Linked DNA regions of Homo sapiens: region 2 is linked to region 1. Evidence: chromatin contacts called from ENCODE Hi-C data. All regions are on one chromosome and are shown on one strand. Each heading gives the region's core, a stretch centred on a gene start or an enhancer-like site at or near the end of the contact. The rest is flanking DNA. Distances are from core to core; before and after follow the strand shown. Region 1 has its middle 20 kb from the start of MIR4300. Region 2 overlaps SYTL2 (synaptotagmin like 2).

Region 1 (5,296 bases), core at 493-2,992:
CAGTTCTCACACTCCTATAAAGAACTACCTGAGACTGGGTAATTTATGAAGGAAGAGGTTTAATTGACTCACAGTTCTGCAGGCTGTACAGGTGGCATGGCGGGGCAGGCCTCAGAAAACTTACAATCATGGCAGAAGGGTGAAGGGGAAGCAAGCACGTCTCCACATGGAGGAAGGAGAGAGAGAGAGCAAATGGGGAAGTGCTACACACTTTCAAACAACCAGATCTTCAGAGAACTCACTATCACGAGAACAGGAAGGGGGAAATCTACCCCCGTGATACAAGCACCTCCCACTAGGTCCCTCCCCCAACATTAGGGATTACAATTCAACATGAGATTTGAGTGGGGACATGGAGCCAAACCATATCGCTATTGTTCACTCATTCATTCTCTAGAAACCACCTATCAAAATCCCCATTTTTAGCTGTGTAGTATTTTATGTAAATATCTATAATATACCTACAGATACATGTATAAATTTTAGAATAGTATTAGATTTATAGAAAAATCATGAAGATAGTAGAGTCTGTGTATTCCTCACCTCCGGTTTCTCCTATTATTATCTTATATTACTATGGTGCACTTGTCATAAATAATGATCTAATATTGATAAATTGTTATTAACCAAACTCTATAATGTATTTGAAATTTATTAGTTTTTTTCTCCTTCCTCTGTTTCAGGGTTCCATCCAGGATACTGCATTTAACTGTTATTTTTCCTTAGGGTCCGCTGGTTTGTACTGGTTTCCTAAACTTTCTTTGTTCTTGATTACTTTAACAGTTTTGAAGATCAGATATTTTATGGAATGATCCTATTTTCAGAAGCCCTCAATTTAGTCTCCCTAATGTTTTTCCCAAAATAAAACTAAGGCTATGTGTTTTGGGAAGAAAGACCACAGATACAGAGTGCCGTTCTCCACACATCCTGTCAATTATACATAATATCAACATAACTGACCCCCAACAATATCAATCTTGATCACCAACCTGAGGGTTGTCACGTTTCTCCACTGTAAAGTTACGCTTTTTCCCTTTCTATCCTGTCCTCTTGGGAGAAAAGTCACCATGCACAACCCACACTAAAGGAGTGGAGAGTCATGCTCCATTTCTTGAGAGTGGAGTATCAAATTTATTTGGAATTCTTTTGCATTGGATGTTTGTCTGTTTGCTCCTATTTATTTAATATAAATTTAAATCAAATGTAATTAAATTCAGTATACTTTAATCAAATCTATTTAATATAAATGAACTGTTTAATAAACAGTTAAATATAACTGGACTAATTTATATTTATTTTATACTTTGTGTTATAACACTAAAGTTTTACTTAGTCTGTTGCACAAATTGCTCCAGCTTTGGCCATTGAGAACACTTATGTCCCTTTTTGATACACCCATCATTATGGGATTTTTAAAATCATTTCTTACTTTCTGGAGCTATAAGATACTCTAAGATACTCTAGTATTATCTTGTCTATTACATTCTCCACACCAGAAATTTGATATTTTACCAAGTTGCCTCAGTTCCTTTTTTTTTTTAGCAATTAATATTAGAATCAAATGTCTGGGCACTGAGTTTGCTTGTTGTTAGAATATCAGCATGTTATTGCTTCAGTGAGCAGAGCTAGGAAATATGTGTGTGGGGGGAGAGAGAGAGAGAGAAAGAGATAGGTGTGAAGGGACTCAGCAGAATGGGCGAGGGGCATATGCCAGTCTGAGCAAATGAAGGTTTATGCCACACTTCATCTTTGCAGTTAATCTGTGAGGCTGCTGAGAAACCAGCCTGTGATTCCCCTGTTGCTTCAGCAGGAGACATATGCTGCATATCACTAAATATTACACCCCAAATGGCAAGACACTGTGAAACAATGGCTCTTATTTTTCCCCTTAACCCACAGAGCAGTTCATGTGAAACAGCTTTGGTGATTTGATATGAAAAGGAGTTCCATGTTGTGTGAAGAGGGATATAAAATCCAGAGGAATAGAAAATATCTTCTCATGCTGCTCTGTGGTGCTTGTATGGCATCTAGTACAGATGTGACATTAAGGTAGATTAGATAGTGTGGTTATATGCTCTCTTAAAGAGGAACAAACTTACCAAATAGATGGAGAGAACAAACCACTCAATAGTGGCCAAACCACATCCTGGGCTTGTGGTTAGAGCATCCTGCAGCAAGGAGGTAAAAGAACAGAAGGGAAAATCCCCAAATTCATGCAAATGCAGAAACCTATGATTAGTATACTTGGGCTGACCTATGCTCATTATAATAATGAAAACCACATCAGTGGGTGGAGAATTAAAATGCTAATAAGACATATGAGGTATATACTAGCATGTACAACAATAGCACATGGGCATTAAGGAGACCACCCACAATACGCTTAACAACAATGCACATTTCCACCCCTTCACAACTAATCATGTAAGACTCCTGTAGAAGGAGTTTCTCCAGTGTTAGTTGGTGTTGTCTCATTGTGGAGCAGCCTACTGTGACCTAGCAGAGTGTAGTTTCACTTTGCAATAAAGTTTCCTCGCCTACCTTTACTTTAGACTCTCTCTCAAATTCGTTGGTGCAGCAAAGTCAAGAAACTGAACCAGCCCACTAACAACAACTTTAAGCACATTCTTTTACTCTCTCTGTATTAAGAACATTCAGTGGTCCAACCACTGTGGATACAGGGATGAAAATGGAGAGCTCTTGTACCCAAAACTCTCTGGTAAAGGATAAAGAGTGAAGATCCATGTAAAAGAAAATAACAATTGCAATATAGTCCCTCTAATAGATTTATGAGCAAAAAACCATGAGAACTTGGTAAAAGAAGTTTAATTTTAACATTTTAGTTGTGTTTTGAGACAAAAAGAAACATTATAGTGACGATGTTCTAGACATTAAAGTAGACAATTTACATATGCTAAATAGCAAGCTCCTGGTAAAACAGCTATCAACTGAAGTAGCATTTCAAACACAGACTTTAACAGTGCTATGTCATTATACCACACTGCTTCCAATAACTATTGTGTGCTGAGTTATAGTATTCCAAATGGAAAGAGGTTACCCAGGATAAGAAAACCCCGAAGCACTCACTTAGATGTTCTCCTGGCCTTTGAACGGACTTCCTGAAGGTGCAGTTGGTGTAAGACCAACCATTGGTCCTAGGTTTCCTATAATAAAATACTTTCTAATATTCATAACTACCAACAAATAGAAACCTCTTTCTCATAAAGGAATAAGACTTCCTGTTGCTGAAAATTTTCAAGTGGAGACATGATGACTGGTGAGTCAATGATGCAAATAGCCTAGACTCCTTTCAAATTCTATTATACTGCTCATCAATGAAAAAAAAAGGTCCATGTGAGAAACATTAAGACAAGCTCAAAAGTGGAATTATACATGCACAGTGACATTTAAATAAAAGAAAGCTTAGAAATCACCAAGTTCAACTCCATCTTTTATTATACACTTGAAGAAGCAAGGTAAATAAGCTAAAAGATATGCCCATGACCAACTCTACTCTGTTAGCACTATCACAACAAAATCTTGGATATAGGGGCATAAGTCAGTCAGTATTTTAAGAGAATAAGAAAAGGTTCAAGGCTAGGAATATTTGATGTAGAAAGACCTGGTATGTGGATGTCACAGTAAGGAGTTATGGAGAGACAGAAGGTTCTGGTTTAGTGGGAAGGCACTTGGTACATAAGAATTAATTTTTAAAAAGAAGAAAAGGATGATCAAAGGGATACCATGTTTTACAACTAGCATTTTAAAAAATTAGCTAAACTTTACCACTCATTCTGACCATGCCATGTTTGTATTTAGAACTCAGCATGTCAATGTAGAGGCAGAAAAGCAATGCCTTCATTTACGTGCTATAAAGCTCTCTATTGAAAAGGTCATGAGGTGTTCATATATTAAACACATGCATGAGAAACTCTGCCAAAGATGGAGAAATTTCATGGATTTTCTTTAATGTGAAAATGCTCCGGTCCAAAGCCAAAGCTATCCATAGGTATTATAGATCATGTGTAGTATCTCATGTAAACTCAAGGTATTAATTTTGGATGCAAAACTGAGGACTAGCATATTTCCATAAATTTTATACACAATTGAATTATGCATTGATTAGAAAAATATTACTATAAGTAGAAAAGTATACCATATCAAAACAACTTAATATCTTGGCAAACAATTTACTCAATTAATTTGATATAATAAATACTTTCTCACTGAGAACTATCTCTGTAATCTTGAGCACATTGTTATACCTCTCAGAATTTTTGTTTTCCTCTTAGTAACTTAAAATACATTTTACTTGCCTATTATTATTGCTGGAATCAATGAACAAAACACATTTTTATTATTCTTTAATATTTCTATTTTCTAACAAATAATTGAGCATCTGAATAAATAACACATGCTGTAATCAACATTTGGAACAGAAATGTAAATAATGTACATACAACCCAAGTAAATGACCCCAGAACAGTGAAAAGCACCTAGTGAGCACTCAAATGATTTTGACTATATGGTTCATATAAAAGTTTCTAAGTAAATGTTTTTCAGTTGAATTATGAATTTACAATGATAATCATTACAATAATAATTCTACATTCTTCTATGTTTCTTCTATAATAAAACACTGGAGATTAGACAAGTGGGAAGTCAGTAACTGATGATTAAATTTTATATACTGCTTTACCGTTCACTGAGTTCTGTCCCTTACATTATTACATTTGCTATTCACAAACATCTGTGGTGTTAATGTTTATCATATTTTCTATAGTTTAGACAAAGATATTTAAGCTCAGAGAAGTTAACTGGGTGTTTCAACAGCACCTAGTTAGCAAGTTGCAGACTTCAGGTTATCTGAATCTCAAAGCTGATTGTTTCTTTCTAACCCAGGGTGTCCCCCCGATAAACTGCATTATACTCAAAGAGGACTTCATGTACAAAGTGGGACTTAAGTGATGTCTGCAATTTTGCAAGGGATAGCAGAGAGAATAAAAGGATGATTCCAGTTTATATAATAATTAGATATAATAACTGAATGGTAACTACATCTGGTCTAAAGTTATTTTGGTTGTACATTGTTCATTTGTCTCTAGAACTAAGTAAAGATTGCCATTAGTGCCTTCTACTCATTTGTCTTAATTATCCCCAGGAGAGAAACTGTAACTGGAGATGATAAAATGTTTACTTTAATTTCACTTGTTTGAGGTAATCAAATCTGGCACCGAATGCATTTGTGTGTCTATCTTTAATGATTCCCACCTCAAAAGACCTCTATTTCTCTCTA
Region 2 (5,412 bases), core at 632-3,131, 3.9 Mb after region 1:
CCCTGGCACCTAATAAACACTGGATGGGGTAGTCATTAGCTCATCAGTCCTTTCCATTTTGGGTGATATGAGTTTATTAGAGACTTTCCTGGAAGCCTGTGGAGGAGGAGTGATGTCTCTGATGCTTATTGTTAGGGAAAGGCATCTTTAAAAGGCTGCTGGAATCAGGGAAGACCAAAATTGAGGAGGAGTGTGTACAGGCAAGTTCCATTTGTGCAGATCCTGCATTTAAGAGTTTCACAATTATTCATGCTTACTGAAAAGCTAAAACCTAAAGAACAAACAAGATAGTCTGCCCTCCTAAAACTTCCCTAAAAACTTTGTTCTAACTGACAAGTCTTAACCTCTCCATCTCTCTATCCATCTCAGTAAAATAAAAAAATCACAAAATCTCTCTTGTTTATAGAGATGTACTTAGAATAAAGTGGAATAAAAGCTGTAAGGGAACACTATACTCTTGGAAGATAATGTGCTAACATAAATCCAAGAGGGTTTTAAGATAGTCATACAAACTAATATGCACTCTTCCTCAATTAGCAAATCAAAGTGCTTCAGGCAGAGAATGTGAATGGGCCAAGGTGGTAGCAGCGCTGCATGTAAGGGTTGCACACAGGCATACCTGGGAGTGGGAAAAAGAGGGGGAGCAGTTATCCCAGGTCTAGCAAGAATGTCTCCTCTCTCCCAAGCGTGCCTGGAGAGTGTCCTTCCACCCAGAGTAAACTCTTACAGGAACTTCCTCTCTTTGTCATGACAGCCCCATCTATAAACCCTAACAGGGAGAGCATCATTGCTTCATAGTTCTCAGTCAGCAACGATATCATGGTTTTTATTAAATGTTCCTAATGGTTTGACACTGCTTTCAACACTGTTTTCAGCAGAGCAAACAACTGCTGGACTGTTGGTGAACCTTTGCCTTCTCCTCCCAAAAGGACCAAGTTTGAGTTCAATTCCAGAATGGAGAAGTTCTTCTACTTCTCCCTGGTGAGTTCCTGGGGGCAGGGTCTGTACTCAATACATCTTTGTTTAGTGTCTGGAAAATACGGGGTATTTATTCAGATCTTGCAGAGTGGAGGAATATCAGATGAGGCTCCTGACCACCTAAAAAGGCTTCAGGTTACCTTTTCAGATTCATTTTTCCAGCACTCACGCCCATACCCCACTTGCCAGCAGGCTCAGCTTCTTACAATTCTCCAGTGCTCTTCTGTGACCTCTGTAGATGACAGAGGCAGGAAGTTGTGGCAGAAAGACTCTGGGTTTTCAAGGCTCCCCAAATTACATCCAAATCTCAGTTCTGACCCTTCCTAGATGGGATCTTGGACAGTTTACCAAACTCCTCTAAGCTTTAGTCTCCTTGTTTTTAAGGATCAGGGAAAATAAGACCTACCCTCCAGGACTTCTGAGATGATTGAGATGTTTAACTGAAAGTACTTAGTACTGCCTAGATCTTGGTACAAGGCCAGTTAATGTGAAGTCTCATGGGATGTCTTTCCCTCACTTCTCTGTCCAGCCCGTTGCTCCTCATCCTTCAAATCCAGCTCAAACACTGCCTCACTGGGAAGCTTTCCCTAACTCAGGAGGGCACAGTTATTACAGTTTCTCCTTTTCCATTGCTCCCACAGCACCTCCACTTCAGTCCTTACTATATCATATTCCAGTGATCTGTTTGCACATCTGTTGTACTCACTAACCTGTGGTCTTTGCAAACTCCTTGAAAGTGAGGACTATGTCTTAACCACCTTTGTAATGCCAGCACCTAGCACGGAGCCTGGAACAGAGCTGATACCCAATAACTGTCTGTTGAGTGAATAAATCAAAGAACAAATAAACGCTCAGCAGCCATCCTGAGTCAGGCAAGAGATCAAGAAGATCCTGTCACTGCTGTGATTAAGTGAACCTCAGACCCCATCACAATGAATGGTGTCTCCTCCTGATGCAGCAGGACATGCTCATCTCTCATCAGAACAGGAAAAAACATCATGAAATGTGGTGTCGGTCAGCATTCTTGTTGAAGGAGGCCACAAACCCTTATAGCAGAACAACACCCAATTTCTTTTCATAAGATTGTTTATTTTTGTTTTTCAACTAAAATGCACTTTGTGGGGATTCTTGTGCAACCCTTGATCTGTTCCTGCCTAAATGACTGTCTGTAAGCCCACGATCAATGCACAATGAGCACAGGTTTTGCATCGACTCCCTGAAACACATGGTCCCTACAAAGGCTGATAGCCATTATAGTAAGGAAAGGGTTTCTGGCTCACTTGTTTTAAAGTGGCAAAAGAACAGGAAATTCTTTCAAATGTAGTTAAGTGCCACTTACATATTTCCTTACATGACTATCACTACTAGGTTTAATAATCAACTTCTTTTTCTATCTTAGTCACTTGTACTATTTCGTAGATAAATCCATATGTATAACATCAAAGTTTTGTAAAGATGTAGATCATTTTTAGAATCCCACTATCTAGTGCTGCTGTTAAAATCTTCTCGTTTTCCAGCCCACGTTCATCTCTCATTTTTTTCTGAACTCTAATTACATCAACAAAATGAGCATTTGATTCTCTAATTATCGTACCATCTAGATGAAGAGAGAAAGGGGTAAGTTTCTTGGGACTGACATTTATCCTTTACCATCCTCTCCACACACACACGTTATGTTTAGCAGAGAGTTAAGTAGAGAGAAGACGCTCAGTAAACACCGGTGGGCTGGTGGGCAGAAGTGAGGGCTGAAGAAGAGCACTCAATCCAGAAAGTACACTGGCCTGCTGGCCTCCCAGGTGGGATGTCCTGGTCATTCTCTCGTTCATTCTCCCATTCCTTCAGCTAGCACACAGTATCTGCTTTGTGCTGAACCACACATCTGACACTTAACAAGCCTCTTATCATTTCATCCTTACAATTTCACCATGCTGTTCAAAGAATTTCATCCATTTCAAAAGATGGCCATTTTACCTCTTCTGTATGCTAAAAGCCATATCTAAACCCTGTCTGGCTATTTGTTCACTGACTCATTAATTCCCATACCAGCCATCTGCTTCAAATTGGACATTAAAAATTCTATCTACAGCCCTAACTGTCAATGTCAACTCCTTTTCATGCCAAGAGTGTGAGCACTTACAGAGGAAAGCCAGAAGAGCAGAAATGCCCTCTGGGCTGGATTCAACACATTTGCCCTCAGCCTACCCCTTTTCTCCTTGTGCTCACTTATGTACACCTCAGCTTCCAGCTACTCAACAGGACTAGGCAAAGCTCGAACATCACCTGCAGGACCTGGTTCATAGTATTTAGTCAACTGTGGACAGCTGCTGGCCAGATAGGTTGACTGGTCTATTCTCCAGCCTTTCTTTTTTCATCTTGCCCAGAATATACTGGGCAAGATGTTTAGACTGTGTGATTTGGAGGTGCTCTCAGATGTTTGTTTTGAATGTGAGAGCTGAAAGGTACCTTAGATAGTTACAAATGACCTCACTTTCTAGATAAAATGATAGAAGCCCAGAGAAGTTAAGAGGCTTGCCCAAGGTCACACAGAGCTGGCAGCAGAAGCCAGTCTGACTCCCAGCCAACACACTTTCTACTACCCGATCCTGCCTCAGAGAGCCAAACATGATTTCGGTTTCTAAGATGGCTGTCACACTTCACTCTTTCTCCTAAGGAACTCAATCTTTGATGAAGAATCTGAAAACCAACATGTGGAAAACAAACTACAAACCTTCCTTAGAGTAGAAAACAAGAAATATCCACCTTTTACATGACACATCGTAGATCTCTGCAGTCTGCTGAGAGGCAGCACAGTGTAAGGGAAGTGCACAGGCCTTGATGTTGGATCAACAAGGCTTCAATCCTGCGGGGCACTTACCCTCTTCAACCCTATCTCCTCATCTGTTAAGTGGATTCAGCTACACTGTTTTGAAGATGAAATAGGAAAATCTATGTGAAGATCCATGTACAGTCCCTTGACAAATGTTAGTTCCTTTCCCCTTTGCTTTGACAGAAAAACACCATGAGAGGTCCTGGAAATTAGTCCTTCAATGACAACTGCCTTCATTAAAAAAAAAAAAAAAAAAAAAAAAAAAAAAAAAACACAACTAGGTCTAAGGAGGCAGCTGAGAATCATAAGATGTGGTGGCGGTTGAGATCGTATCTACTGCAAAAACACCCATCGCTGTAGATGTGGTTGTGTGTATATGGGGGTGGGGGATGCAGTGCTGGTGGTGGTGTACAGACAGACATGAGCAGCAATTTCCTGCTGGCAGTGTGACGCAAAGCACAGGAAATGCCACCTTTTGAGTATGTGATTTTCAAACCATAAAAGACTAAAATTACATATGTGTATGTATGGTTATGTTTCCTTAAAGGTGGGTCAGGGCAGCAGGAGAGAAGACACAGGATAGGGGTGGAAGAGAGAGAAAGAATCCACCCTGATGTCTCCTTCACTGCTGGTCTGTGAAATGTCTCCACATGGGAGTTAGGGAAGCAGGCTGTGTAGCGATACATGGTAATAACTGGGTCCAGTACTTGTGGCTACAGGTAGTGGAGCAACATAAAAGACAGTGTGGTAGCAACAGTGATCTGGAACCGTTATTGTCTCAGCTGTACCCCAGAGACACCCCAGTGACTATTTCCTTGGGTACGAGTCCATGTTCTACCATTAACAGACCAAGTGATTTAGGAACTGGATATGTCTCTGTGCAACACTCACTTTTCCTATCCATGAAATCAAGATGGGAAGTAACAAAACCTTTTTTTTTAATTAGCTGGATGTGGTAGTACACACATGTGGTTTTAGCTACTTGGGAGACAGGAGGATCACTTGAGCCCAGGAGTTGGAGGCTGCACTGAGCTATGATTGCCTCACTGCACTCCAGCCTGGGTCACAGAGAGAAACTCTCTTTTTTAAAAAAAAAAAAAAAAAAAAAAAGATGGGAAGTGACATATAAACTAAATCATCTCCAAAGTATCTTGAATGAGCTTGGCTGTGAACAAGTCAAAGCACTGGACATATTAGGAATGGCAACATTTCCATTTGAATGCCAGATCTCATCTACCGCCATACTGAAAAAGATTCTAAAGTGATATCTGGTCTTGCAGGCAACAGTGGTGTATCCATTAGTGATGTCCTCTTGGCTACGGGAGAGTTATACTCCAAAGTCTATAAAACATTAGTATTTAAAAGAAAAGTCTGAATTTTAGTAATAAATTGGCCTTTCTAATGATGTTTTGATTGGGCTGATATAATTATATAATGTGTTTCTAAGCCAAATAACACCTAGGAGGAATGAGGCATTGTAAAGTCATGTTAGGGAAACAAAATTGAGATTTTAAATTTGCAACTGATAATCCATTAAATGGATAAAGGTCATTAGATAGTAAATTCCTTGAGAGCTGGGGCCATGTTTTCAATCACCCTGGAATTCT

Evidence for each region. Hi-C counts contacts between places; a loop is a spot of excess contacts on that map. Pooled maps may share reads with other maps.
Region 2: a loop to region 1 is called in a map of CD8-positive, alpha-beta T cell, with 25 times the contacts of the local background. The contact joins two enhancer-like sites. A Hi-C loop is called at or near these places in 3 of 168 maps with a recorded cell type or tissue (CD8-positive, alpha-beta T cell and naive thymus-derived CD4-positive, alpha-beta T cell) and 6 of 50 pooled maps.

Annotation. Positions count from the first base shown.
Region 1 is chr11:81,867,754-81,873,049 of GRCh38, forward strand. No RefSeq gene overlaps it. Among named protein-coding and RNA genes, the nearest start is that of MIR4300, 20 kb to the right of the region's middle. RefSeq lists an enhancer at 2,291-2,360. Within about 2 kb of position 1,743, at least 4 of the 41 ENCODE cell types and tissues checked have a DNase peak (open chromatin) inside an H3K27ac peak, as active enhancers do; they include CD8-positive, alpha-beta T cell, where a contact is called at or near this core.
Region 2 is chr11:85,748,875-85,754,286 of GRCh38, forward strand. The region is part of intron 2 of SYTL2 (synaptotagmin like 2); the gene reads right to left. Among named protein-coding and RNA genes, the nearest start is that of SYTL2, 60 kb to the right of the region's middle. Within about 2 kb of position 1,882, at least 2 of the 41 ENCODE cell types and tissues checked have a DNase peak (open chromatin) inside an H3K27ac peak, as active enhancers do; they include CD8-positive, alpha-beta T cell, where a contact is called at or near this core.